Regions from separate parts of the Homo sapiens genome. Here region 2 is linked to region 1. The links are chromatin loops, found by intact Hi-C in ENCODE. Cell type or tissue: mammary epithelial cell. All regions are shown on one strand. Links, peaks and the distances in the headings refer to the core of each region. The heading gives the core; the rest is flanking DNA. Region 1 overlaps SYT6 (synaptotagmin 6). Region 2 has its middle 23 kb from the start of OLFML3.

Region 1 (14,996 bases), core at 4,757-12,756:
GAGTCTTGGGAGCCTCCTTCCCTCATCAGCTCAGACTGCTCTGAGGAGTGAAATGGGGTGAAGCCTCTTGGTCTGGGCTGCACTCAGAATTGCAAATGTGGAAAAAAGCTCAGTTTGTTTCCCTAGATCCCCTGTCCTCCTGCTCAAGAGACTCTCGATGATTCAGATTACCAACGTAAAACCACTCAGGAGGTGCTTCTGAACTTAGCTGGGAATATATTAAAGATTTTTCCTCATATTTGCTTTGTATTCTTTATTTATTTGCTGGAAACCCCCTAAGTTGTGGAAGAAGGTATTTGAGTTTGGAAATAACAGAGGAGTAGCTTGAGTCTTGGGTATAATCAGTTGCTGGAAAGAGGTGATGGCCCAGCCGAAAACACCTGGGCTCAGGTGTAACCTGGTGCAACTGGAAGAAGAGGAGGTATCAGGCCTTGAAAACTGAAGTTTCAGGACAAGGTGCTCAGGAAACCCTAGAGTAACATGTGTTTGTTGCAGCTCTGAGTCCCTCAGAGCTACCCACACACATCAGGATGTGGGGAAGAGATTAACGGACCTCTTCTGGCCTGGGAAAAGCTTAGGCAGCAGCAAGTCAGCTTCCCCTAAAATACAGCCAATGTAGATTTCATTTTAATACCAAAATAAGTGCATAACAGGGAAGAAAATTCACTGAAGACTCTCAAGGCTGCTGAGGGAAATAGGATTTTGCTGCCTAAGTCCCCACACTATCTTCTCTGGTGTAATTAAATTGATGTGCTGGAGAGAAAGCCTATGGTGAAGCTGCTGAGGTCATCACAAAAGCTGCTCTGAATCAGAGGGTTTGGGGTGTGAGATTTTGTTCTTGCTAAGTTCTAACCTCCCTTTCACAATTGCCCCTCTTTTTGACCTGGGTTTGGAACCTGTTATTAAACCTTGGCTTGATTCCGAAGATCCAGGGGTCTTCTTTTCATTACAAGTTTCTGTCTATTTTGTTCATTGATGTAAGCAAGTATCTGGAACAGTGGATAAAACACAGTAAGCATTCAATAAATAGATACCGAATGAATGGATGGTTGAATTTACAGCATGAGGAACCTGGCCCAAGGGTGAAGCAGTGGGGGTGTACTTGCTAGGAGCCTCTCGAACTAGATCTCCTGTTCTTGAGGATGAGTTTGAGGTTTCCCTCAGCCCAGACTTATTCGATGTTGGACTAAGCTAGGTATTGAATGGAGCTTATTAATTGCCTATTCTTGAATTGTGTGGCATTGATGTCTAAAACCCAGGATCTTCCTATTCTCAATGATCTAAACTAGCCCTGAATCAATTCTCTAAGCCTATCTGCTAGAACCATGACACTAAAAATAGCACAAAATAATAATAAGGACCAGTATGCTACAAAGGGGTGGTGAGCACATTCTAAATGCTGGATTTTGATTGCTCCCATGACAATGAGGCTGAAATACACTGCTGGTCTTTGTGTCCCCTCCCTCAGCTGCGTAGAGCATCATAGGCTGTTAGAGAGGAAAGGACCTCCAAGATCATCTGGGGCCAGCATTCCACTAGAAACCGCAGACTTTTGCCCCAGAAAAGCCTAGGGAACGGTCATCTGTCTGCTTGGCTTCATGGATGCTGGTGAAAGTGTTGGTTCCTGCAAGGGAAATATGTGCACTGAATTTTATAAATTTCATATCAGCCAGGCACAGTAGCTCATGCCTGTAATCCCAGCTACTCGGGAGGGTGAGGTGGAAGAATCACTTGAGCCCAGAAGTTCAAGACCAGACTGGGCAAAACAGCAAGACCTTGTCTCTTAAAAAAAAATGGATATGCCTTGTAAGGATGAACAGAGTTGGGGAAGGTTGCTAAGACATTTGCTCAGTGGCCCATGGGACAAGTGGCTCTGCCTCTATTTTTCCAAGCCTCATGATATGGAAATCTGCCCTGATGTGGGAGTGTATGGAAATAGGTAGAGCAGGGGAATGAGGCGGCACCTGAGCAACCTCAAGTCTGGAGCCACTTTGCAAGAAAAGGTACATCCTTATGGATTTTGCAAGCTGCTGTGTTAAAGACAGGTATTGGGGCTAGCTCTGCCCATCTGTCTACCTGAACCTGAATAATGTCCTGGGGCATATCCATAGAGAATGGAATCTGTGGAAACCAGAGCCTCATGCCGGTTCTCAAAACTCTTACTTCCATTTTACTGAAAATCCCTAAGAGAGGGTCCTTTCAAATGTGTAGTTTGAGACAGCAGGTTGATTAAACACCTCATGGTCTCTCCATAAACCCAACCTCATCTCCCCATGGTTAAGGCATAGCTACTGCTGCCACATGGATTAGTCGGCAGCTCATTTAGGTGTCTACAAAAATGCCTTTCAGGCTTGGAGTTTCTGATCAGGTGTCACAGTTCTCCCTAATTTCCACCAGGGATGTGTGCCTCATCTGCCATCTGAATGATGCCAGGGAGTACAGGGCCCTAGTGGGTGCTCGATGTCCAGGAGATAGAACCATATGCCTATGAATCACAGAGCTGGGGAGCAGCTGCTTGGCTGGCACCTCCTGACAGATTCACAGGAGCCCTGGCTTCTGGGCAACAAGGTGTCTCAGCACATCAGCGTCTCGAAAGCTATTATTACCTGTGAGCCGCCCTCCCATTTCTTGAGCTGTGCAGCATAAATAACAATTATGATGGTGACCGAGACACCTGTGCTATGAGATACACTAGGTTTCACTTCACTTGGGTGAGTAGAAAATTTCAGGGTAGAAAGATGACCATGAAATACCCATTCAGAAAACTAAAGAAAACAAAAGGATGGGAGGCACATGGAAGTTCAATAAAAGCATCTCTTTGCAGGATGGAGAGAATCCAAGATCCCACTGAGAAAGGAAATGTCAACCAGCTGCCCTGAGTCTCCCCGGGCCACAGCTCCCTCATTCTCCACTGTCCAGAAGTGGGCAGGAAATGGCTTCCAGGGAAGCAGAGAGCAGGGCCACTTCACGCCTTCTAGATGCCAAATGGAAATGGGATTATTGAGACAATGGGACCCAAAATTATGTTGTCAGGTGGGGAGGACATGAACAGCATTGTGATTGTTGCTGTTCATTTCACTCTGACACATTGTGTCTCCCTGGCCATTGTTGAGTCCTATTTTTACCCCGCCCCAAAACCTTTATCCTTTGGTTTGTAATTCTGGTAAAACAAAAAAGCCACTCAAAGAATAGTACTCCACATAGGTAAAAGAAATAGTGTCATTGTTCAGCCTCATCACCTTTTTGAGTCAGCCAGGGATTGACGAGCTGAGATTTAGGGCTGTGAACTGCATACCTATCGGCAGGTGTCATGTCTGATATGGGGCCAGCTTCCCCATTAGTAAAAGTCCATTAGGCGCTCTCCCAAGAATACTGAGGTAGCTAAAGACTCTGCATTTATTAAGCACAGAGTGTCCTCAGAGACAGGTGTGCTACATAAATACAAGGTGGTTTAATTATTTTAACAACCCACTGATACCATCTGATGAGCAGCAGTAGGTCTAGGGCTTCGGTCCCTTTGCTGCAAATGATGTTTGCAGACATCTGTTTAACATACTCCATTCCCTTTTCTCTGTCCCCATTGGCACAGATCCCTATGTGAAAGTGTCCTTGCTCTGTGATGGGCGGAGGCTGAAGAAGAAGAAAACAACCATAAAGAAAAACACTCTCAATCCTGTCTACAATGAGGCCATCATCTTTGACATTCCCCCGGAAAACATGGATCAAGTCAGCCTGCTCATCTCAGTCATGGACTATGATCGGTAGGTAGGCGTCCTAGAGGGACGTAATTCTACCCCTCACTCCCACTCCAGCACCAGCACAGGGCTCCTTGACCTTAGACCTTGTGATTCAGGGCTCAGCTTTAGGGTTCAGGCCTCAAATCTATCTGTACCCAAGAAGGGTGCAGGAGTTTGAGGAAGAGCATAGATTCTCCCTTAGCAAAGGTTCAAAGTTCTTTTCCCAACTGGCCTATCTCCGTCAGGGGCAGCTCTGTCCATCAGTTTCCCTGAATTCACCCCTTGCTATTCCCATTCTTCCATCTGGCACCAAGTCCTATTATCTGGCCTTTGAAATGCCCCTCTATCCTCTCTATTTCTGCTGTTGCTACTACTGTCACCCTGGGATGGCTGTGCAGCCTCCTAGCTGACCCCTGCCTCCATCAATTCCTGCCACAATTCGGTCAACATACTAAGGACACATCTTCCTAAATGACAGCTTTCTTCCTGGACCTGCCCTTCTCAAGAACCATCAATGGCTCCTGTGATCCAGGCTTTTCCCTTGGACTCTGATGGCCTTCCCTAATCTGGACCCAGCATATCCATCCAATCGGATCTCCCCTTCCTCAGATATTTTTCGTCTCTTCCACTCATCCTGCTCTTCCATCTAGGCTGGCTCAAAAACATTTTTCAACTACTCTGGTCCCCATAACTTCTTCTCTCCACTTGTCACTTTAGCTAAAGGAGAAAGAAACCATGCAATAAAGCCTCAATACAGGACTTTCAGCCCAAGTTCTCAGGCATAGTATTGACGAACATACTTAAGAGATAATTGATGTTCTTACCGAGTGAATAAATCACATTCCAGCCACTGGGGTTTTGGAGAAATGGTGCTCAGAGACTGTCGATTTATTTGCAAATACTGATGTCTCAGTGAGGTTGTAATGTGTTGGCGGGGTCAAATAAGTGAAGAGACTTAGACTGTCTCACCTCGCATACTCAGGCTATCTGCCCACCACTTCTTGAGATTCCAAACAAGTTTATAACCTTTGCTCATCTGCCTGTGTCCAGTGTCCACTGAAGGGGACTAGGCAAAGGCTTCACCGCCACTGACACCCAGAAGCCCTGCCAAGCATCTGTTTTCAGAGCTCAGAGTTCTGAGTTAGACCCATCGGGCAGAGTCCTACCACCCCCCACACTGGACCTCCTTTTCTGAGGGCATGTCTGGTAGCCAGTGCTGGGACTTTTGTTTCTCCCTCAGAGTGGGCCACAATGAGATCATAGGAGTCTGTCGTGTGGGGATCACTGCTGAAGGCCTGGGCAGGGACCACTGGAACGAGATGCTGGCATACCCCCGGAAGCCCATCGCACACTGGCACTCCTTGGTGGAGGTAAAGAAATCCTTCAAAGAGGTGGGTGAGGTCACCTGGCCCTTGGCATGTTTGCTGCATGGCAGTGTGGGCTGGAGAATGGCAGTCAGCTGCAGTGACACCCTCGGCCTTTTGTGGAAAGGTGGGCATGAGGGCCACATGCTTCTTACCCAGTGTGTAATAGGCCAAAAGGAAATGGAGGAAGAAGGTGGAGGCTGCCAACACAAAGCCCCTGGTGTTGGGCATTTTGAAAGCAACACTGAGTTCTTAATGGAAAGCAAGAACTGTGAAGAAGACTTCCCAGCAGACCACTGTGCCAGGTCTGAAATGCTTTCACAAAGCCCTTGGCCAAGTCTGTCCTTTAGGAGAAAGCCCCAAGGGGGTGAGATCAGAGCTTGGCAAGACATTCTACCCCTGTCAGAACAGTAAGTTCCCTGAGGCTCAAGCAAGGAAGTCACTTGGCAGTTTTCACTGCTTGGATAGAGATGCCAAAGAGCAGATTCCTCCTCTTATGAATGTTGGTTCTTGCCCTTGTTGGGGAAGGGAGCATGGCCTCAAGGTGTCACGCTTTCTGGCTAAAGCTGTGGAGCTGGGTTGCGTTGGGTTCTAACAGAGACGTAATGGAGACAGCACTGGGCTGGGAGTCCCAAGACTTGGGCTGCAATCTTGGCCCCTCCTGACTTGCTGTATAATCTTGACCCTGTCACTTCTCCCTCAACTGCAAAGAAAATATCCCTTTGAGTAATATCTGCAAACTTCTCCACCCTCCGCTGAATCCCACCGACTTAGGATCCTGTATTCTATCACCGTGGTGGTCCCCAGGCCTGCTTTTTCTCAAATGGATTGGAAGTGTGGGTGACCAAACAAGGCTTAAACCTCACTCACAATATCTCATACCTCGGTCTGTATCCTAGAAAGCTGGATGAATATTCTGTCATCTTAACAGGCTTCAAACCTAACAAGTCTAGAGAGCTGTATAAATTGGAAATTCTACTAATACAAAATAAAGCTTTATCCCTTTCACTGCATGGCCCCTCGGCTTAAAATTGGAGTCACCTTCAAAACAGAGTCATCCCCTCCCCACACTCTATGATGCAGAGAAGTCAGGTCTGCAAACCCATAGAACCTGCCGGCTCCCTGCCCTCTCATGGAGGACAAGCCCATTTCCACCTGTTTCTGGCAGGCTGAGGTGTCTCAGGAGAGCCTGAGAGCCAAGGGGATTGGACCCATGGAAACATAGGTGATAAGGACCTCAGTTGTTGGGGGATGGAGGACAGGCTAATTGAATCACCTCCCTAGACAGGCAGCATGTGCTCTGTGCAGCTCCTGCCCTGTGACCTTTGGGGCAGCATCAAGAGATAAAAAGAAGCAAAGTTTCTGGCAGTTGAGGCTTCATATTTCTGTCTTGTGGGTGCCTTGATTGTCCCATAGCTGTGGAGCTTTAATGAGTGAGGCCAGTCCCTCATCTCTCAGCTCCCCCAGGGGAGCCCCTGCCCCTCTTTTCCAGAAAGACCTTTCTGCAGAGTGTGGGTGAGGAGCCCACAATACAGGAGGCACTGCTGGGCAGAACGCTAGACAACCTGCAGACAGCATCCAGCACCTCACTGAAGGCTGTGTTGGTTCAACCCAGGGAGAGGTCATGACAGCCCCATCCACCCCACCACCCCTCCTCCCCCACTTATCTTCCTTTGGAGATATTTAAGAATAGAACAAGTATACTAAACTGTTTAGGGTGGCTTAGGGGGAGGGCATGGAATGAGAGCTAAGAGGCCTCTGGTCGGCTGTAGGGCCTTAGAAAACTCACTGCCCAGCCAGGCATAGTGGCTCATGCCTGTAATCCCAGCACTTTGGGAGGCCGAGGTGGATGGATCATGAGGTCAGGAGATTGAGACCGTCCTGGCTAACACGGTGAAACCCCGTCTCTACTAAAAATACAAAAAATTAGCCAGGTGTGGTAGCGGGCACCTGTAGTCCCAGCTACTCTGGAGGCTGAGGCAGGAGAATGGCGTGAACCCGGGAGGCGGAGCTTGCAGTGAGCTGAGATCGCACCACTGCACTCCAGCCTGGACAACAGAGCGAGACTCCATCTCAAAAAAAAAAAAGAAAAGAAAACTCACTGCCCCACTCTGGTCTTTGGGTTCCTTGGTAAAATGAGGGGATAAGCCCTTCCCATCTTTGCTTTTCTAGGAAACTCTGACCCTAAGCAATGGCTGGGCCCGTGAGCCCCCATCTTGTGCTGTGACTGCCTTTCTAATCTTCAATCCGCAATAACCCATCCCTGTTACCAGGCTGGGCCTGCCTGTGGAAAATGGAAAGTGACAGAGCAGCGGCTACAGCTGGGGGTGGGGTGTTGAGTACCACAGATGGGCCAGGACTTGGCCCCAGAATCACTCTCCTTCATGATGAATATAACCTAATTAAGCCAAATAATTGATTCCAAGTCCCTGTTTCTTTGAGAACTCTAACTCACTGGTTCAGACTACAAAAGAAAGATAAAATAGAATCAAGCCCTTGAAAATGAATATTTGATGAGACAGTAATGGGAAAGTAACAGTATATGGAAAACAAAAAGAGAATAAATTGATATCCTTTGGGTTTACTTTTTTCCTGACCTTGCAGGCCAAGCTCCCAGGAATGCCCCCTCCCCCACGCACGATCCTGCCATTTTCTGCTCAGCTGATCATTCTCTATATCAAGAAGCTAAAAATGACACTCGTCTCAGCAACCTGGGATTTCCATAGTTCACGTTTATTTAAAATTGTCACTGACACATTTAGCGCCCACAGTTTAAATATCTTTATTAAAATGCATGTAAACCCCCACAGGGCTGACATTAAGTAAGCACCTTGTGTCCACGCGATGCATTGTGCTTGGAGGCAATCCTCCCGCTCATCCTCAGAGCTCACATCCTGCCTTCTTTTCGTTCCCGTTCTGGATATTGAGCAAGAACTTTGCTCCTGAAACTTGTATCTCCCATTTGTATAATCATAAAGAAATCTCCTCCAGCTCCTGGGAAGATAAATGGCATCATATCCGCAAAGCCCTCTGTATTTATCTTGAACCTTTCTTAAGGGATTTTCAAGTGCTGTGATCATTTCTTTTTTATTAATGAGAACAGAGGGCATTATACTTGCTCACTTGTTTGGGGCTCAAAATAAGGCTGAGGGGAACAAATTAACTGAAAAGGTGTCTTTCCCTGCTGGGATTCTTTCATAAATAAAAATTCATTGAGCCATCACAAGTGGCCTTTCCCAGCTGCAGCACCAGCCCCCTTCCCTCTCAGCCCAGAGCCATGTGTCATCATTGTTACCACACACAGAGTTGACCAGCGCTCTTCTCCAAGGCATTTTATTACGGGGGCCGGGTTCAGATCATCTGCCAGAGATGTTAAATCTCTGTTGGAACGTGACCCATTTCAGAGCAACAAAAGACCTTACTGGAACACAGGCATTCTGAAACAATAATCTCCCTGTGTGCTGGGGACAGGTATGCTGCCATTTCAGAGCCACTGTAAGCCTCCTGGAATCATTCGCCTTTCCATTGTCCACAAACCCCATCTCCTCCCTTTGTTTATCTTCATAGGAAAACTCAGACTAGCAGGGGAGCCAGTGTTCCTTCTTCATTTGTTCTAGATAAACAGTTATGCTCCCTGCTACTACTCTTTGGGCTGTTACATAAAGGAAGAAAGACACTCTGTGTAGTCCTTTTATGTTTTCTCCTCTGACCTGGCCTATCAGTCAGGTTGTTTAAGTGGCATGCTTACTCAGGGAAGAAGCCAGTGATTATAATGTACCTTTCACCAACAGTAAAGGTTGTAACAGAAAAGTAGAACTCCTAAAATGAAGGTCTGTTAAATAAGAGCATTAGTAATCATGTGTTGTCACCTTCTGGTTAAGAAACACTTGAGTCAGAAGCCACAGTGGCCTCAACAACCAGGCATTTATTTATCTAAAATATTTCACCAGGGAAACCCTCGGTTGTGATTTCATTCACGTGGATGCTGCAAGCAGAGAGACTGCCACCTGGAGTTAGGAGTAAGTACCTGGTGTGGACCCAAAGACGTTAGGTTGCTTATTACCTTTTGTCTCCTTCTTCCCCTAGTGTGGCCAGATGCTGAGATAGCAGCAGGATGGAGTGGAAAGAACACTTGGTTGGGTGTTAGGAGACCTGGTTTCGGGTTCTGGCTCTGCCCCTAGCTAGCTGTGTCTTGACTTCTCTGTCTTTGTTTTCTTATTTGCGAGAACAAGAAGGTTAGACTGGATCAGCTTCCAAGCCTGCCTCCAGTGCTGACATGCTAAGATTGCTTAGGTCTAGGTCACATAATGGTGGTCATCGGTACCTGATTGTCTGGCCTTTGGTTAGTCATAAAGATCTTCAGCTGGCCTGAACAGGGAGTCCTAAGAAGCCCATGAAGAACCGAGCCCAGAGAAGGGTAACAGAAGCTTTCCTTAGAATTGAAAGCATTAAGGTAGTTTAGTAGGTCTGGGTCCTTCCTGAACTTCATGGGTTTCCCATCTACTCCGCAGGTGATGCTGGATAGAAAGTGATCTATTCCTCAGGTGGCTCGGCCCTTCTAGGAATGGCTGTATTGAGGGAGAACCACATCCTCCCCCGACCCCAAACCTCCATGTATGCATGATGCATAGTAGCAGCTTCTACTCAGCCCCCTCACTCCATAGTGGAGACCCTCAACGCTCATGAGAAGCAGAAGGGGCTGCACTTCCAGGTCAGGAAGGCCATCTTGACCACCTACCTACCTCTTAACTCTGGAGCTCTGTCCTGCAGACACCCAGGACAGTACTGGGTCTCTTCAGCCCACTCCAAGGATGGGTGAGCAGTGGACACTGACTCACTTTGAAGTTATTAACATAAAGCCCCCAGGCAGGTCAAGAATATTCATGGGGTCAGATCTTTGCTCAGTAAATATTGCTGGGGTTATGACTGCTGCAGCGATGACTGGTTAAAGAAGGATTGAATGGTTCAAGTCCACCCAGCCTCAGCCCTGTCCTTCACTCCATTACGCCTCATTACATCACCCCTTTCACAGAAGGGTTAGAGTCAGGCTGATAGGAGGCAGTCTGTGACCTAGGAGAACTGGGGAGGAGAAAGGGGTTGCAGAAGCCCAGAAGGGTCTGCTCACACCTCTACCTCTCCACAAGTCAGGTGCAAATGCCCATAGGAAGAATGAAAAACAAAGGAGACAGCTCAAAGCTAAAGCAGTATCAGATTTTTAGCTGTACTGTCAGCTCCCAGACAAATTGCTAATAATGCATGACCATGGGTTCTTGGCAGTAAGGACATATTCTGCACACTGCCTCTTTCGCTGCTAACATAATATGATTTTCAGTGTGAAAAATGGCTGAAGCACACAGAAATGGCCCAGTCAGAGCACCTCATTCTCACACACACACACACACACACACACACACAGAGAGAGAGAGAGAGAGAGAGAGAGAGTTAAGAAAGCTTTAATTATCTCTGCAGTAGGTCTTTTTGAAAATCAGGTATTCCAAACTAGAAGCTCTAAGCTGTTTCCCTTATGTTTTTGCATGGCTGACAGCAAAATTCAAGAAAGCTTATGAGAAGCTAGGAAAGGTGAATTCAGTGCATTGGGCCAGTTCAGTTTTGCAAGTTGAAATGTAAATTCCTTTAGCAATTAATAAACAGATTGTTCTCCTCTTTGCAGTGGCAGGGCCGAGCTGCTAGCTTCGACAGTGAGAGCTCGTGCCCATCTCCGAAACCACCTCCAACACCATGAGATGTGCAGCCAAATAACACAAATGGGACTCAGCAATGTTCTCTTTGCACTTGTTCAACCGTCTAAACAGTGTTGTGCAGTCGCAGTGGCGGCAGCAGCGGCAGCCGTCCGTCACTCCAGAGTCTTACCTGCTCCTGTGTAGGTCAAAGCTGAGACACTTGTCATGTGGTCAGATCTGTCTTAGTCTTTTGTGTCTCCCAAGGTGATGTTTTTGTGGTTTTTCACTTTTTATGGGTCTGCTGGTAAGAAAAGGGAAAAAAAAAAAGAGTAGGAAAAGACAAAGGGTGGAAAGCCCAGAAGTTGGTTCTAGAAAATACAAGGTACAGTTTTTTGGAAAGAGGTGGATTGAGTTTCTGAAATGCTGCGTCTCCAGCAAGCTCCACAACCCTGGAAAAGGAGGAGGCGTGGTGGGACTGCGGCTGCATTTTCAGTGCCCTGCAGGAATGGGGTGAATCCATGGAAGAGCCTTTGTGAGGTGAATTACTAGTCTTTGAAGCTCTTCGCTGGCAGGACATAAACCACGCTGGGACCCTCAGTCCCGTGTTGAAATCACAAGACCTCTGAGGCGCTTGTGAGCCTTCAGCTGATGTGCAGGGTTCCTCGCTCCCCTTCCTCGCTGGCTTTCCCCATGAATTGAAAACGTCTTGATTCCTCATGGGAACTTAGTCACTTTCTTTAGGAATGATTCAGTTCAGCCGAAACTAAACACGCCATATGTTTTCTGATGCGCCACAGTTAATGATCACATTTGTTTGAAAACAGGATCTTTGTCCTCAGAAATAATCTTGATTGTAAAGTAAGAGAGAAACATATGTTCTGGAATGATTTCTGCATTATACATAGCTTTATAATTCCATGAAGTATCAAGCTGCTGTTTAAAATGCCTAAACAGATTAAAGAAAAACCTAGATTAAATGTTCTTTTCCAAATGGGGAGTTTTGAAATCCAAATAGCAGTTTGAGTCCATCTTTCTATGAAGAGTATGTTTTTGATTGAAACCGAGTCAGCGTAAGCCTATTTCAGCCCCTTTGGCTCTTTGACAATATTCATCTTAAACTTTAGTTCTATAAATTACTAAGTACTTCAGTGTTGTTTGTTTCAGTGGTTGTGAGGGTTTCTTGTTTCCTTTAGATCTTTACCTTAGGCCAAACTCAGTTTAGGAAAAAAAAAATTGTTTGAACTATTCTGTGTTGTAATAGCACATTTCTGTTGAGTTAATAGTGGTCTTCCCACCAACCCCTAAAACCAGGTTGATTTGCTCAATCTCAGTTTGTATAACCCCAGTAAGCGCATGGAGGTGAGTTTCTACTTCGACTTGTGGCGACACAGTGCCAGTTTCCTGAGCTGTGTGTACTACTTGCAAGAGGCAAGTCTGCTGAAGAACCCCTTCTTTTAACAGTGGAAAATCAAGAACAGAAAATCTGTTCACACACCTGTGTCTTATTCTTTATATATGCTACATGGTAGAGGAGCAGCGACCAATAAAGTATCCCTCATTTTAAACCAAGTTGTCAGATTTCTCTGCTGATAGAACGCTGCATAGTATCTTCTAGCCCTAAAAATGACCAGGTTGGGCATGAGTTAACAGGATATTGTGGCAAAAGGAATTTTCTGCTTAGAAAAGTAAATGTAGATAAACCTAAACTCCACCCTGTACTGAGCCTTAGGCTAGGGACTCATGTGTAAAGATGACTTTTCTCCCCAGATATCTTGTCATTGACAGGCCTTCCTAGTCTGGTAGTCCTACATTTGGGTGTTCTCCTGAGAGTGAGAAAAAACCCAAGGTCATGACAAGATTCCTGGCAGGTGACAGACTTCATTATGATTCTGACTCTAGACTGACCCCATCAAGATAGTCGTTTCCGTCAGTGAACAGATGCTGAAGGCCTTGCCATTACAAAGGAGACAACTGAGTTCCCTGGGTCATAAGGAGTCCAGAAATTAGTGTGAGAAGGTCCTTCTGGAAGTGAACTCAAAATTCATGTCCAGCTGTCATCGTTAAACCCTTAGGCAGGTGAGTATAACCCATTCTAACCTCTTGGAGAAGGGAGTGTGATCAATGTGAATCACAATAGTATTGCTCATCTGAGACATTCCTCTTATATCCAAGCAGCTATCTCCCATGAGTGAACATCCCAGTGGTTTCAGAAAATCATGTCCTGAACAGATTCTAGCCAGCCCCACACCACCCTGGCCAACTGCAACCGCTGCTGCTCTAGCAGTCTGGGTCAATTCCTACAGGCTTGGGAGCCCACCCCAGGGAGGCTTTTATCTCCTGCAGCCTCATCCCCAGCACCCTCAAGGTAGACTACTCCTCAGCCTGAATCATGAATGAAACCTGAACATCTGCCAACTTCATTATCTAGCCCAGTATCTCTTCCCTCACAGAGAAGAAGAAAATGAAATACAAAGTTGATCCATTTGTTGGCTTTCTCTGGCCGGAGAAACCTCTCGGGTTGTTGCTGTGAGCTTTGATGAAGTTGTGATAACCAGGGCCATTTGCACATAGGTTTTTTTAAAAAACATGAAAAGTTCCCTTCTCCTTTATTTAGCAGTGTTTCCGGGCTGAAAGACGCCCTCCTCCCCCTCTGCGCTTACCCAGGACGTTAATTAATTGCACTGTCATTTAAAATATTATGTTGTTAATTACTCGTTTGTGTCTTCCCACCCGTGTCACAGCCTGGAGTTTTTATTCAATTAAATCTCTGTCTCTTGCCCATTTCTCTTGTCATTTTATGTTCCTGGGGTTTAGCAGTCAACACACGCACAGGACATCTCAAAGCTTTTCTTCTCAATCTTTGCTTCACATGGATAACCACTTCCCTTCTATCAGAGGTAGAGCAGAACGGCTTGTTTGTTTTTTGTTCTGTCCAAGGAATACCTGTGTACCTCATCAGGCTGGAATCCACCTGTGTTTTGTCAGGCTTGTGGCTCGGAGATCATTTGGCGCACAGGGCTCCGCTGTTCCCTCAGCTGTTCAGCTCAACAAGCAACCCCTGCAGATGCTGAAGCTCCCCTAGGGAAGTGGGCCACACACATCTGGGAAGTACGATGCTGTCACCCACCAGTAGAGAATCCTGCTAACCATCGTAAAACACAATTTGGCAAAGCCATGGGAAAATACTATTGCAGCCTCAACATTTTTTTTTAAAAAAAGAACATTCTAATGTAATAGAATATCTCTCTGCTCGCCTGCAGCTTTTAATTAATTTAGAGAGCAGTCCGTAGAGAGGGGAGTGGAAGGGACCGTCCATTCCTGCACATCTGCATCTGAATGAGGGGTGCTCCACCGTGAGAGGCCCAGTGAGCTGAACTGCTGAGAGCAGCACTCTACTGCCTGAAGAGGCAGCCTCCCCTTGCCAGTGGCTTCCCATCAGGTCACCCAGCAGCCAGCAGGATGTGGCAATGTGCTGGTCACATCTAGAGCTGATAAACCAAAGGGGTCATTGTGTCTGTTAGTATGGGTTGGGCTATGCTGCAATTACAACCTGCAGATTGCAGTAGCTGAAAACCACAAAAGCCTATTTCTCATCCATGATAGGCGCCCATCACAGGTCAGCTAGGAGCCTTGCTCAGCTATCACAGGTCAGCTAGGAGCTTTGCTCATCGTATTTATTCAGGGGCACTCAGGAGGACAGAGCAGCTGACATCTCAAACACTGCTAGTTGCCACCCATAAGGGAGAAGAGCACTTGGAAGGGTCTCCTACTGGCCTAAATGCTCTAGTAACACGTCACTTTTCTTCACAGTCCATTGCCAGAACTACTGATAGAGTCTCACAAAAAAGGCTCGAGTTCCCCAGGGAAAGAAAAACTGGAAATACTGAGTTAGCAGCACCTGGGAAGACCCACAGTGAATGTAAACAGGCCTGTGGAGACTGACAGCTACTGAACGATGGATTCAGAAACACTAACAAACACAGGCATCCATGTGTTCTATTCATTGTCAAATGACTTGCCCACAGAAAGCTTTTAGTCTAGTACAATGGCACTGAGTAACAATAGTTCAAGGTAGAAAATGGAAATGCAGTTAGGGAGGTGAAGTAAAAGGCTATGGAGGTCCAACAAAGAACATCCCAGCTCAGCAAAATGAGTGGCAGCTTCAGGTGCGAAGTGGCTCTGATCTAGGCGTTGAGGCTGAGTGGGATTTGGAA
Region 2 (14,996 bases), core at 3,766-11,765, 92 kb after region 1:
CTGAAGTGAAGCTGTTTTACTGTTAACTTTTTTTTAATAGGTAGAAGGAGTATACTCTAAAACAATGATTAAAAGCATAGTAAATACATAAGCCAGTAACACAGTTATTTCCTATAACTATCAAGTATTACATACTGTATGTAATTGTATGTGCTAGACTTTTACATGACTGGCAGTGCAGTAGGTTTGTTTACACCACATCACCACAAACACGTGAGTAATGCATTGTACTCTGACCTCATTAGGCAATAGGAATTTTTCAGCTTCATTACAATCTTATGGGACCACTGTGGTCTGTGTGGTTCATCACTGACCAAAACATTGTTATGTGGCATGTGACTGTATATCAGTATATATGTTGATCAGATTTACACTATAATATATTGAGAGGAGATGAAGAAAGTGACTGTGAGAGATAATAAATGTTTATTGTTTTAACCTACTAAGTTTTGTGGTAATTTTTGTTTCTCACTACAAAAATGGAAAAGTGGAAAATAAATAGACAATGTCTAAAACAGAAAAAAGTAGCAATATAAGCTTGTTATTTAGAGATATGAAAGTGATATCCCAAAAAAGCTGACAACAGTTGGAGCTGGAGGATGTACTTCTAAGATGGCTCACTCACACAGCTGGCAAGTGAGCTCACACTGCTGGCTGTTAGCAGGTGGTCTCAGTTCTTCACCACATGGACCTCTCCATTGTGCTGTTTGAGTGTCTTCACAACATGGCAGCTGACTTCCTCCTGAGTGGGCAGTATAGGAAAGGACATAGTGGAAGCCACAATTCCTTTCATGACCTAGATTGAGAAGTCACATTCCATCATGTCTGGTATATCTTATAGCTCCACAGGTCAGCCCTATTCTATATGGGAGGTGACTACACAAAGGCATGACTTACTAACACGCAAGGATTGCTGGGGGCTATCTGGGAGGTTGCCACGCAAGTATTCAAAAAGTGGAAATTTGCCTGACACACTGAACCTCATCCTTAATTCTCTTAATGATAAGTACATAAAGAGGGAGGCCAGTGGCATAACTGCTCAGCCTTGTTCAATAGAGCTAGCCAGCCAGAGGCCAAAACCATATGTTCAAGTCTCTGAAGGTCTGACTTATCTGTGAATAAGACTAATGGAATCTAGAGGAACGGTGGGAATGCATGTCTTTTATCTCTATTAATGCTATTTTTTGCAACCAAGCATTTGGTAAATTTTGAGCTGCAGGGAGCTCAGTGTTATGCTGACAAGTACATGGGGTTCAGCTCCTCCCTGTTACCAATTAAGGGCAGCCTTATTCTTTAATAGGCTGGGCTGGAGATGGGCTGTCAGCCTCCTGTGAAAGTGCAGGAGCTTAGCTAGGGCACATGCTTGGCTGGAAGGAGAGCCTCTTGCATGTAATACCTGTCCTAGATGCAGACAGTCTTGGCATTTAGGGCATCCAACTTTAAATCCATGTCCTTCCTCCTTGTCCAAGATCAGAAAAATAATTTATTTCTTCTTTTTAGTTCTATCAACGCTTCAAAGTCTAGCTCTAAAGTCCCCCCCATCCCCCACCCCCCACATCCAGCCTCCCTCACTGCCTTCATGTCTGCTCTTCTGCCCCCTCCAGACCAGTATCCAGGCCTCTTGGGCCTCTTTCCTGCTCCCCTGTGCAACCTTACTGATACAGAGGGAATTAACCAAGACTGCCAAGGAAAGTTGGGTACAAAGCAGGACTCATAAGCAAACAGATGTGGACATATTGACTCCAACAAACAGCACTGTTTCATTCAGATGTGGGACAAACCCAGATACCCCTGTCAGCTTGTACCTTCCCAGACCTCAGGTTTGCTCAGAAGCCCTCTTACCTTTACAAAGTGTGCCTTTAGAAAAGGATGATTCCGGGGGCAGAGAGACACCCAGAAATGATACTCAAAATTATGTGTTTGTTCAGGCATTTCTTTTTCCTAGAAAATGCCTGAACATTTTCATCAGATTCCCAAGGCCCAAAGAGGTTAAGATTCCTTGTCAGTGGACACAAACCACGGCGTGCAGGCCAGATGGGGCCCTGTGAGGTTACTGGTTTGGACCACATACGGTTTTGGGAGTTTCGGCAACGTTTAAAAGTCAGATGATTTTGCGCAAAAATCCAGATTCCTGGCTTTTAAAAAAAAATGAAAAATGAAGCAACCTTGAGCCCACATCCCCTGGTGGCAAAAACTGGCTGGCCCAGGGCAGCAGCTGCCCTTCAGATGGGGCAGGGGCTCCCCACAGTCCCCAGTGGACACATTTCTTTTTGATGATTTTGTCTGCCATCTCCTAGTTTAGGTCCTTTGTTTAAGATCTTCAGAAACTGGTGAGTGTTTCTCCCAGCAGTTGGTTTTTATTGGTTTCAAGCCACTGTTCTCCATCTTCGGTAACTCTCCCCACCCAGCACCACACTTTCAACAGGAGCACACCCTCATGCACACCTTGGGGGGCGGGGAGCTCTTCTTTCTGCTGTGACATTTCATTACCTGTCAGAAAGACCGACCTGAGCAGGGTGCTCCTGCTGGAGTCTACCTGGCTGGAAACCAGACAGGCACCAACCCTGAGAGCCTGTTCACCTTGGTTTCTGGAATGGACATTAACAACCTCAATTTGCTCTAGATGTGACAGCTGTTGATATGGTTTGGCTCTGTGTCCCCACCCAAATCTCATCTCGAATTGTAATCCCCAGGTGTTGAGGGAGGGACCTGGTGGGAGGTGATTGGATTATAGGGGTGGTTTCCCCTATCCTGTTCTTGTAATAGTGAGTTCTTGCGAGATCTTACGGTCTTAAAAGTAGCACTTCCCCTTCACTCTCTGTCTCTGTCCAGCAGCCATGTAAGACGTGCCTTGCCTCCCCTTCTCCTTCTGCCATGATTGTAAGTTTCCTGAGGCCTCCCCAGCCATGCAGAACTGTGAGTCCATTAAACCTCCTTTTTAATAAATTACCCAGTCTCAGGTAGTATCTTCATAGCAGTGTGAAAACTGAGTGACACTGCTATCATCAGTAATAAGGGTGATACTCTGTTCTCCACCAGACCATACATTGTCTATTTTCTCTCTTTAGACTATGGATTCAGGAATTGCATTGCTCTTCACTTACTAATTCTGTGACCTTAGAAAAGTCACTTAATCTCTCTTCTGCCTCAGTTTCCTGGGCTGTAGAAAGAGGATAATAGTGTCACCCTTATAGAATTGTCATAAAGAGGAAATGAGAAGATCTAGTTTTAAATGCTTAGCCTAATATCCAGAACATTGTAAGAACACAATAACTATAAGTTATTATAATTTCTGATCTCAGTGACTTAAAAATTAAACCAAACCAAAACAAGAAAATCAAAAACAAAATAAATACTGATTTTCTCTGACTGGAGCCTTGTTCCTCAGCTCAACCCTTCTTCCCTTTGATGGTTCCCCAAAGTGGCTCCAGGAAATTCCCAGGGATCCTCCAGACATAGTTTGTTTTTTTTGTTTTTGGTTTTGTTGAGACAGGATCTCACTTTTTTTTTTTTTTTTTCGATCCTGGTCTCACTTAGGTTGGAGTGCTGTGGTACAATCATAGCTCACTGCAGTGTCAATCTCTTAAGCTCAAGCAATCCTCCCACATCAGCCTCCTGAGTAGCTGGGACTACAGGTGCATATCACCATGCCTGGCTATTTTTTTTTAACTAGAGATGGAGTCTCACTATGTTGCCCAGGCTGGCTTTGAACTCCTGAGCTCAAACAATGCTTCTACCTCAGCCTCCCAAAGTGCTGGGATTACATGCAACAGACACCACACCCAGCCGGACATAGTTCAAACCAGTCTCCTAGCTGCTGAAATGGCCCCCCACTGACCCTATGCTGGAGCTCAGACACCTAAGAGTAGCCCTTTACTCCTCTCTCCCTTCCCCCCACATTCAGCAATCCCAGGTCCTGTCATCCACAATCCCTCCTAAATTTCTCCCTACCTCTTCACTGTTCTCAACCCCACTGCTACTACCCCTGCCTTTGTGGATTTTTTCTTTCACCTATGAAATTCAATAATTCACTCATTTAGCCAATATTTATAGGTACCTACTATGTGCCAGGCTGAAGGCACCTGGTGAGACAGCAGTGAGCAAGACAGACACATACCTGCCCTCAAGGGGTTTCCATTCTACTGGAAGGAGACAGAAAATAAACAAAGAAGTAAAAGCTATAGTGAGGTAGATGGAGAAAACTACAACATGGAAATGGAACAGGGAGTTGAGGGTAGGGGACTACTTTAAATAAAATGGCTAGGAAGGCTTCCCTGGAAAGGAGACATTCCAGAGAGAGGCACAAAGGCCCTGAGGTCGACATGGCTGGCTTGTTTAAGGATCAGTGTGGCTGAACCAGAGAAGACTAGCTGGAGATAACGGGTCAGCCTGTGTGGGGCCTGATAGGTCCTTGGAATGGCTCTGGGCCTTTACCATGAGTGCAATAAGAAGCCGTAACTAAGATCTCCCCATTTCTCACCTGCATTACTGCAAGAGTCTCCTATCTGGCCTCCCTCAGGTGTCTGCCCAGCCTGTTAACTTTTTATAATTCCTATTCTTAACACCTTCAACAGGTTGCCAGAAACTGCCTATTTCCCTGTTAAAGCTTCAAAACTTTGTGATTTGCACTTAGGCCTATCTCCTTCACTTTTCTACAGCCACTACCCAAGCAACGCCCCCTGCCCTGGGTAATGGAGGACTGATTCTAATTCCCTGTGCGGCCCACAGCCTCTCACTCCCTTTTTGTTCCAGCTGTTTCCTCTGCACTCAGCATACATCCCCTTTCCCCTCTGATATGGTTTGGATCTGTGTCCCCGGTAAATCTCATGTTGAAATGTAATTCCCAGTGTTGGAAGTGGGGCCTGGTAGAAGGTGTTTGGATCACGGGGTCAGATCCCTCATGAATGGCTTAACACCGTCCCCTTGGTGAGGAGTGAGTTCACACAAGATCTGGTTGTTTAAAAGTATGCGGCACCTCCCCACTTCACACTTTCTCTTGTTCCCATTCTTGCCATGTAAGATGCCGGCTCCCCCTTTGCCTTCTGCCATGATTGAAAGCTTCCCGAGGCCTCACGTGAAGCTGAGCAGATGCCAGTGCCATGCTTCCTGTACAGCCTGCAGAACTGTGAGCCAATTAAACCTCTTTTCTTTGTACATACCCAGCCTTAGGTATTTCTTTATAGCAATGCGAGAATGAACTAATACACCTTCCCTCTCTGCTACTGCTCAAGTGCTTCCCTAACCAGCCTGAGGTGGAGAGGAGAACATCCCCCGCCAGGAGGTTCCCCATCCTGTGCATATGTCATTGTCCATTCATTCATCTGTCTGCCCTAGTAGAGCTCTTTGAAGGCAGGACAGTGCTCAGCACAATTCCTTGCACCAAATAGAAGCTCAATCAAACGTTGGTTTAAAAATGAGTGATCCTACCCTCTTCGAACCCAATCCATTAAGCTAAAACTTGCCTTTTCATCTGTTCCTAGGCACTTCCTAGCACTTGGTTTCTAGCAGTAGTCACAGTCCAATCTTTATTAGTTACATGTATATATGTGTTATATCCTCTCGTGGGTTACAAACTAACTGACCAGGAATATTGGAGTTAATTTTTACAACCACATTCCACTCTCATCCCTGCACTGCCTAGAACAATGCCTCCCACAGGGAGAGCCTCATAAAATTAAGAGTATGGGCTTTGGTATCAGACTGGCATTTGTATCTTGGCCTCCTGGCCTGTGTGGCACCGGCCAGCCATTTTGTCTCTTAGCTTTGCTCTCCTTTTTTTGGAAAAAGGGGATGCCTAGCTACTGGAGGAGCGAAAGGAGCCGCTGCACAGGGTTTACCATTGATTACGGGCTCAACAAAGGCTGTTGTTATCATTGGAGGCACTGTGCAGTATTTCTCAAACTTGTCTAAAATTCAGTCCCTTTTAAAGGAGAAAAATTTTCATAGGATCCCAGGAAACATATATGCAAAAACACAGACTTCAGTTTTGTCTTTATAAATGGTATGAGTTTCTGTAAAGCTTATCATAAAATTGAAAAGTCGAAATTCCAGCAATGCTTGGAGAACTAGCAGAACATAAGACTGCATCCACAGACTCCAATCTAAGAAGTTTTTGTTTACTAAGTGGACTTGGGGCAGAACCATAGGCGGGGGAAGGCAGGAGGCCACTTCCTTTGCTGGCAGTGTGGCTTCCCTTCAGATGACATTCTTCACAGTGGGCTGCAGAGACCAGAGATTTTTGTTCTTCCCATGGGGATTGGGGTAGGGGAAGTGGGAGGGGAACATGTGAGGAGGAGCCAAAAGGCCAGTGGTTTGTCCCTGGTGGCTCTAGCCCGGTGTGGGTCCAACCTGTGTGTGTGCGAGACCTCCCACACGAGCCCTGGAGCCAGCAGTGCCTTGCATATGATGGAGGGGAGTGGGACTGTAGCAAGAAGAGGGCTCATGAGCAGAGGCAGAAAGAAGTTCAAGGAAAACGGTGGAAGTCAGAAATTGTGTATCTCTAGCAGATGGGAAATTCACCACATCAAGAGAAGGTCATCCAAAGCAAAGAAGAACCGGGGCAGCTAAATGTAAAGAGAACCCCTGGCCCTCCTCCTTCCCTGCCCCAGACCCACAGGGTCAAAGGAAGCCTTGCAGGGGCTGAGGATCCCTTGGGGTCTGCTGCACAGCTGGTCTGTAAATGTCACTTCTCAACCCAGCCTCCCCCAACACACTCCTCCCCTCTCCTCTCCCCACTAGCACAAGCCAGTCTCTGGGAGTCACCCTGGCCACAGACCCAGAGTAGAAACATGCAGAGATTTTGCAACTTGCGTTTCAAAGAGATGTGAAGAGCTCCTGCCCCACCAGCAGCATATGGTAGCTCCTCCCACAGAGACAGGCCAAGGCCTCCGTAGTAAACAGACCAACTGGTCACATCCCCCCTCACAAAGCCTAAATAAAAGCCTAAATGATCATGACAGCCACTAGCAGACTCGTTCTGTGAACGCAGGGATCGTGGACATTCAGAATGAATCTGGGAGACAGCAGCAGCTGCCCAGGAGCAAGCGCCTCCTCTGCAGCTCTCTTTCCTCATTAGAGACCCTCACTAGAAACTATCACGCTTGGAATGCTATTCTTCTCCCCTCAGGAGACTTTGGAAAGAGCACGGTGACATTAAACCAAGCCCAGCACACTAAAATGTTCCCAGTGGCAGCTTTGCAGGGGCATCAGTGCTGTGATCCTGCAGCGACTGAATGTGAAGCCGCTCCTGGGAGCTCCCACCCGCCTCAGCGCTGGTGGGGACAGGAGAGCGCCAGGGACACGCCACTTCCAGGAAAGAATTTTGGATTGTGGAAGAGCGAGTTCTGCTCTAAATCACTGCAGTGCACCCCAACCAGTACTGAAAGAGAGAGAAAGTCGGCTGTTGCCCACAGAGCCCAAAGCACCAAGCAGAACTCCTTTTCCTCCACGTCTCCTTCGCCCACTTGCTTCCTTCCGTAGCCACTGTAAATTGGAAGGGTTTTCCAGAGGGCAATTGGCAATGTATGTCTAAGGTCTTACTTCTAGGAATTCAACCCGCCCAGCATAATCTGTTTTGTTTCCCCAAGCGGCTATCGAAGATGGCGTAGGGGTGAGGGGCAGGTCCTGGTGCTTGAGGCCGAGGCCACCTCTGGGGACGCGGGGGCCATCGTGGCTAAGCAGGCACTGCTGGGCCGGAGGGTGGGGGTCGTGCACAGCGAGGGCATCAGAATTTCTGGCAATTTCTTTTCTTTTCTTTTTTTTTTTTTTTTTTTTTGAGACGGAGTTTCGCTCTGTCACCCAGGCTGGAGTGCGGTGGCACAACCTCGGCTCACTGCAACCTCCACCTCCCAGGTTCAAGCAATTCTCCTGCCTCAACCTCCCGAGTAGCTGAGACTACAGGCACGCACCACCACGCCCAGCTAATTTTTGTATTTTTAGTAGAGACAGGGTTTCACTATGTTGGCCCATTTCTGGCAATTTCTACAGAAACCAGGTGAAGTACCTGGCCTTCCTCCACAGGTGGATGAACACCAACCCTTCCCGGACCCCCACCCTTCCTGGGCCCCCATATACCTGGTTTGGACCGCGCGAGGCCAAGCCTCCCAGGACCGCCTCAAGGTGTGTGCTGGGATCCCACGGCCCTGCGACAAGAAACAGCTGAAGGTTGTTTCTGCGGCCCTCCAGGTGGTATGTCTGAAGCCTACAAGAAAGTTTGCCTGCCTGGGGTGCCTGACTCACGAAGCTGGCTAGAAGTAGCAGGCAGTGACAGCCACCTGCAGGAGGAGAGGAAGGAAAAGGCCAGGATTTACTCAGGGAAGGAAAAGCAGCTCTTAAGGCCACAGAAACAGGCAGCAAAGAACATGGAGAAAACTGACAGATACGCAGAGGTCCTCAAGACCCATGGACTCCTGGTCTGAGCCCAATAAACACTGCTTATTCCCCCAAAAATAAATAATAAAATAAATAAACAACTAAACAAATCATCTTTTTTTTTTGGTTTTCTAACGTATATAAGTGTTATCTTTACAGTGTTATTTGTAGTAAACATAAATGGCCCAAAAAGAAGGGATCATTTGAGTTAATGATGGCATTTTTGTGTAGTGGAATGCTATGTAGCTAACAACAAAAAAACTTTTGAAGAAAAAATTATGATATGGGGGAAATTCTCATGCTATGTTAGTAATCTTTAAAAAGCATTTTCCCAAACATTATTTCTGATATTTCCAATGATGTAAAGCCAGAACAAAACAGAAGTATGTATTAAAAGTCTAGAAAGCTACATCATTGTGTGGTGGGTATATGGATAATTTTTTTCTTCTTCGTACTTTTCAGATTTCCTATAATTTACCTGTATTACTTCTCTAAATAGGGTATAAAAAGCAATAAATTGTCTTCCTAAAAGACAGACACATACTTTTACATGATATGTATGCTTTTAGAGCAAACATCACTTTGCCCCTGAGAAAAGGTCAGAGTTGGGAAAGGGCAGATGAACGCAAGACAGAGCCATTGACAATGAAAAATCAACTGTCAGGGCCGGCTACATAATTCCCAGGCCCTGTGCAAAATGGAAATAAGGAGTTCCTTTTTCAAAAATTAAGAATTTCAAGACAGCAACAGCAGAACATTAAACTAAGCTCAACCCCTTCTAAGTGCAGGGTTCTGTGCACCTGCACAGGCCACATGCCTAGGAAGCTGGCCCTAGTCACAAGTTTGAAGCAAGACACCCTGACCCAGCAGGTGAGGGTTTATAGACAGGTACACACCTGGAGGAGTTGACAGGAAGTCCCTCTGCCTCCTCACCTGTCACTGAGCAGAGTTTCATTCTTCATGAATTCAGCTTCCTAGCAATCAACCTTGGGAACAGGGACATACTTTATTACATATATATGCAAATCAGAAGCCAGCCCAGATTACTCAAACCCTAGATCAAAACCTCTTATTTTTTTTAAGGTTGGCTGCCTATTTATTCTATTTTAAGAATACCAGAAAGATGCCAAGCTATCTTCTACCCTGAAATTAATGACAATCCCTAACTAGAACGGAATATGGGATTTTAAAAAAAAAAAAAGATTTCTGATTATTTTCTCTCTAGACTCATCAAGAACCCTGACTTGCAGAGAATTATGGTCTTTCTCTGGTCCAACATCCTTTTTTTCCAGTTTCTTCTTTTTGGGTGCAGAAAGAAAATTCATTAACAAATTCACTACAGAGCATTATTCATTTCTCTTGTCTCGCTCAGGGGTTTTTAATATCAGGAGGTATAGTAAATCACCCCTGAGTAGTGATCACATGCGTTGGAGATCTAACAAGGTCCACAGAGCAGCCCTCCTGCTAATAAGCAAGCACAGATAAGATTGGAAGAAGCATGTTGATTCCTCTCTTCTAAGGGGGAGCAAACTCATTACCTAACCCTTGGATTAAATTAGGTGCAAAGCAAATCTCTCCCTTTGCAACCAGTCACAGCAGCTGCCTGCCACAGAAATGCAAACAAATCAGATACAAACCATAGCCAGCCACCTGCCTGAGCCTGAGTTGGTGAAAAATGGTTGCAGAATTGCTTAGGCAGAAACGTGCACACTAAACTTCTGCCTCTAACTTCTCCAGGAGACTTCACCGGAAGCCAAGTTAGGGGTGGGCGGAATGAGGCAGAGCCTCACTTCTACTCCGCATCCCGATGGCCAGGAGAACCCCTCTTGTTTTCTAATTGCAGCTTGTGGAGGATTGCCACATGGCCAGCCATTCCGGTGTCTTTGAACCTCTTCCCTTTTTGACCTGACCTCTTTTTTATATTGCTAAAAAATATAAACAAAATTTGAATGTTGGAAAATATCGAGAAGGGCATCTAGTTCTACTCCTCATCTAATGCTTGCATTCTCTGTACAGCTGTGCCCAACATTCATTCAGCCTTTGCTTGAACACCTCCAGTAACAGGGAACTCACTACCACCAAAGGTAACACAAAACATTTTGTCATATGGCTGACTGTTCTTCCTTTTGTTAAGTGGAACTTCTTTTTGTGTGATTTACATCCATTGAGCCTATTTCTACCTTTTATGGCCAGATCAAAAAGGGCCAGTACTGTCCCTTTGCCTTATGATGGCCTTTCTGCTACTTGAAGATACCACTCTTATTCCTTAGGTCTTTCTTTAGTAGGTGTTATTTTTCTCCTTTCTCTAAGGACATTGGCATGTAACTGAAACTCTTGGAGGCTAAGTTTTCTTATTTGTAAAATGAAGATCATATTATCTACCTCTTGGGATTGTTTTGGGGATTAAAAAGAATGCATGCAAGCATCTCACGGGAGCTGGCACATAGTAGGTGCCTAATGAATAGTAGCAGTTATGATTATCACCCTTACCTGGGACAGAAAAGAACATTGCTTCTTTGGCCTGACCAGAGCAGAATAACACAGGACTGTTTGCTCTCCTTCACACTAATGTGCTCCTACTAACGCAGCCTAAAGAGTATCATCATTTTGAGCAGCCACACCACATGGTACCTACTTATAGAAAACTTACACCAACCAACATCCTTAACTCTTTTCTGCTTCAAACCTATCATACAATTACAAGTAATTGTGAATTGGGAAGATATCTATCAAGTGCACATAGTAAGGCCTCAAAAAAAAAAAAAAAGCAGCTGCTAGTTGTTAGTAGTTGACAAATATTGTCCAGAAGGAAGAGAAAACGGAGATGCTGGCAATGAGAAGACTGGCTGTGGGTGCACTGCAGATTCCAGCGGCTCCTCGCTTCCTCTCTGCCATATTTCAATGATCTCTTACTGGCTTCACGCCAAATTCACATCCTGCTCTTCTCTCTTCAGACTCTGAACCACTTCCCATCCTCTTTCCCTCTGCAGTTCATTTACTATTCCCTTCTCAACAAGATTGGGATTTGTTCTGACATAAACTCTGTTTCCACTTGCTATCTGTCCCCTTGCTCTGAGCTCTGAGAAGCCTTGTCCCTTCTCCTTCCTCCTCTTCCTCCCTCCTCCTAAGCAAGCTCGTTTCATTCTCCTCTTTCTCCATTACATCTTTAGTCTCTGCCTAGCTCCTACCTTTTCCCTTAAAAAAAAATAAGTTTTCTTTTTTGTTATATTATTGTCTGGTGTTGGTATCAGAGTTATGCTAGCCTCATAGAATGATTACGAAGAATTCTGGCTGTTTCAATTTTTGGAATAATTTGAGAATTGGTATTAATTCTTCTTTAAAGGTTCAATAGAATTCAGCGGTACAGCCATCCAGTCCTGGACTTTTCTTTCTTGGGAGGTTTTTTAATTACTGATTTAATCTCGTTACTTGTTATTGGTCTGTTCAAGTTTTCTGTTTCTTTTTGGTTCAATCTGAGTAGGTTGTATGTGTCCAGGAATTTATCCACTTCCTCTAGGTTTTTTGATTTATTTGTGTGTAGCTATTCATAATAACCTCTAATGAACCTTTGTATTTCTGTGGTATCTGTTGCAACATCTCCTTTTTCATTTTTCATTATATTTATTTGGGTCTTCTCTTTTTTTTCTTAGTCTAGCTAATGGTTTGTCTGTTTTGTTTATCTTTTAAAAAAAAATCACATTTTTTTTCGAAATAGGGTTTCACTATATTACTGTATTGCCCAGGCTGGTCTTGAACTCCTGGCCTCAAGTGATCCTCTCACCTTAGCCTCCCAAGTAGAGAGGGATTACAGGCATGAGCCACCATGCCCAGCTAAAGCCAACTTTTTGTTACTCTGAACAAAAATTTTTTTAGTCTCAATTTTATTTATTCCTTCATTGGTCATTATTATTTCTTTTTTTTAATGTTTTTTGGACAGAATCTCACTCTATCGCCCAGGCTGGAGTGAAGTGGAGCGATCTCAGCTCACTGCAACCTCTACATCCTAGGTTCAGAAGATTCTCGTGCCTCAACCTCCCAAGTAGCTGGGATTACAGGCGTGTGCCACCACACTTGGCTAATTTTTGTATTTTTAATAGAGACAAGGTTTCAGCATGTTGGCCAGGTTGGTCTCAAACTCCTGACCTCAGGTGATCCACCCACCTTGGCCTCCCAAAGTGCTGGGATTACAGGCGTGAGCCACCATGCCCAGCCTATTATTTCTTTTCCTCTACTAATTAATGAGTTTGGTTTGTCCTTGCTTTCCTAGTTCCTTGAGGTGCATTGTTAGATTGCTTATTTGAAATTTTTCTAGTTTTTTAATGTAGGTATTTATTGCTATAAACTTGGCTGTTAATATTGCTTTTGTGTGTCCCATAGGTTTTGGTATATTGTGTTTCGATATTCATTTGTTTCAAGGAATTTTCAAATTTCATTTTTCATTTCTTCATTTCAGGAGCATGTACTTTAATTTTCATATATTTGCATAGTTTCAAATGTTCCTCTTGTTATCGATGTTTAGTTTTATTCCATTGTGGTAAGATAAGATAGTTGATATGATTTCAATTTTTAAAAAATGTTTGAGACTTGTTTTGTGTCCTAACATATGGTCAGTCCTGGAAAATGTTCCGTGTGCTGATGAAAAGAATATGTATTCAGCAGCTGTTGACCGAAATATCCTGTAAATGTCTGTTAGGTCCATTTTGTCTATGGTGAAGTTTAAATCCAATGTTTCTTCATTGACTTTTTGTCTAGATAATTTGTCTGATGCTGAAAGTGGAGTGTTGCAGTCCCCAGCTATTATCGTACTGAGCTTTATCTCTTTAGGTTTAATAACATTTGCTTTATATAGCTGGGTGCTCTGCTGTTGGATGCATATATAGTAATTTTTATATTCACTTGCTGAATTGATCCCTTTAGTATTATTTGCCCCTTTTTACAGCTTTTGACTTGAAACCTGTTTTGTCTGATATAATTACAGCTACTTCTGTTTGGTTTTGGTTTCTAGTTTAGAGAATACCTTTTTCCCTCCCTTCACTTTCAGTCTCTCTGTGTGTTCACAGCTGAGGTGAGTTTCTTGTTGGCAGAATATAGTTGGGTCTTGCTTTTTAAAATTTATTCAACAAATCCATATATTTTAAATAGGGAATTTAATCCAGATACATTCAAAGTTAGTATTGATAGGTGATGACTTACTCCTGACATCTTATTGATTGTTTTCTGGTTATTTTTTGTAACCTTTGTTCCTTATTTCCTGTCTTCTTATTTATTTTTACAGTTGGAAGGTTTTCTATAGTGATAAGGGTTTTGTTGTTGCTGTTTCTTTGTTTTTGAGACAGGGTCTTGCTCTGTTACCCAGGCTGGAGTGCAGTGGCACAATCATGGCTCACTGCAACCTGCACTCCCTGGGCTCAAGCAATCCTCTCACCTCAGCCTCCTGAGTAGTTGGGATCACAGGTGTGTGCCACCATGCCTGGCTAATTTTTTCTTTCTTTTTCTTTATTTTTTTTATTTTTATTTTTTTTTGTTAAGACAGTGTCTTACTATATTGCCCAAGTTGGTCTTGAACTCCTGGACTCAAGCAATCCTCCTGCCTCAGCCTCCCAAAGTGCTGGGATTACAAATGTGAGCCACCATGCTTGGCCAGTAGTGATAAGGTTTGACTCCGTTCTTTCTCTTTTGTGTATCAGCTCTACCAGTGAGTTTAGAATTTCACATGTTTTCATGATGGTGGTTATCATTTTTTCACTTGCTGTAGGACTCCCTTGAGCATTTCTTATGCGGCCAATCTAGTGGTGGTGAATTCCCTTAGTTTTTGCTTATCTGTGAAAGATTTTATTTCTCCTTCATTTCTGAAGAATAGTTTTGCTGGGTATAATATTCTTGGCTGTCTAGTTCTTTTCTCTTAGTACTTTGAATATATCATCCCATTCTCTCTTGGCCTGTAAGGTTTCTACTGAGAAATCCACTGTTAGTCCAGTGGGGATTCTTTTATAACTGACTTGATGCTTTTCTCTTGGTGCTTTTAGAATTCTTTCTTTGTTTTTGACTTTTGACAATTTGACTATAATGTGCCTCGGAGAGGACCTGTTTTGGTTGAATCTATTTGGGGGTTCTTTGAGCTTTCCGGACTTGGATGTCCATCTCTCTCCCAAGACTTGGAAAGTTTTCTGCTATGATTTCATTAAATATGTTTTCCTCACCCTTTCCCTTCTCTTCTCCTTCTGGAACACCCATTACATAAAATTTTGTTTGCTTAGTTATGTCCTGTAAGCTTTCTTCATTCTTTTTTTTTTTTTTTTTTTGAGACTGGAGTCTCACTCTATCACCCAGGCAAGAGGGCAGTGGCGTGATCTCAGCTCACTGAAACCGCTGCCTCCCAAGTTCAAGCAATCCTCATGCCTCAGCCTCCCAAGTACCTGGGATTACAGCATGTACTGCCACACCTGGCTGCTTTGTGTATTTATAGTAGAGATGGGGTTTCACCATGTTGGCTAGGCTGGTCTTGAACTTCTGACCTCAAGTGATCCACCCACCTAGGCTTCCCAAAGTGCTGGGATTACAGGTGTGAGCCACCACACCCGGCCTCTTCATTCTTTTTAATTCATTATTCTTTTTTGTTCCATCTG

Evidence for each region. Peaks named below come from ENCODE experiments on the same cell type or tissue, not always from the same donor. Only the 100,000 strongest peaks of a DNase experiment are listed, where the experiment ranks them.
Region 2: it touches region 1 in a loop (2.5-fold over the local background); 1 of 110 quality-filtered maps calls a loop at or near these places.

What each region holds. Positions count from the first base shown.
Region 1 is chr1:114,087,859-114,102,854 of GRCh38, reverse strand. SYT6 (synaptotagmin 6) reads left to right here. Exons shown (of 8, transcript NM_001253772.2): 5 at 3,590-3,761; 6 at 4,978-5,128; 7 at 9,052-9,120; 8 at 10,773-13,563. The coding sequence ends at 9,069. Among named protein-coding and RNA genes, the nearest start is that of SYT6, 59 kb to the left of the region's middle. RefSeq lists an enhancer at 10,483-10,984. In mammary epithelial cell, for the core only: a CTCF peak has its summit at 9,108 (motif pointing left); a DNase peak (open chromatin) is centred at 8,994; H3K27ac peaks cover 475 bases.
Region 2 is chr1:113,994,854-114,009,849 of GRCh38, reverse strand. It overlaps the pseudogene RPL13AP10. Among named protein-coding and RNA genes, the nearest start is that of OLFML3, 23 kb to the right of the region's middle. In mammary epithelial cell, for the core only: a CTCF peak has its summit at 8,263 (motif pointing left); no DNase peak of the experiment used is centred there.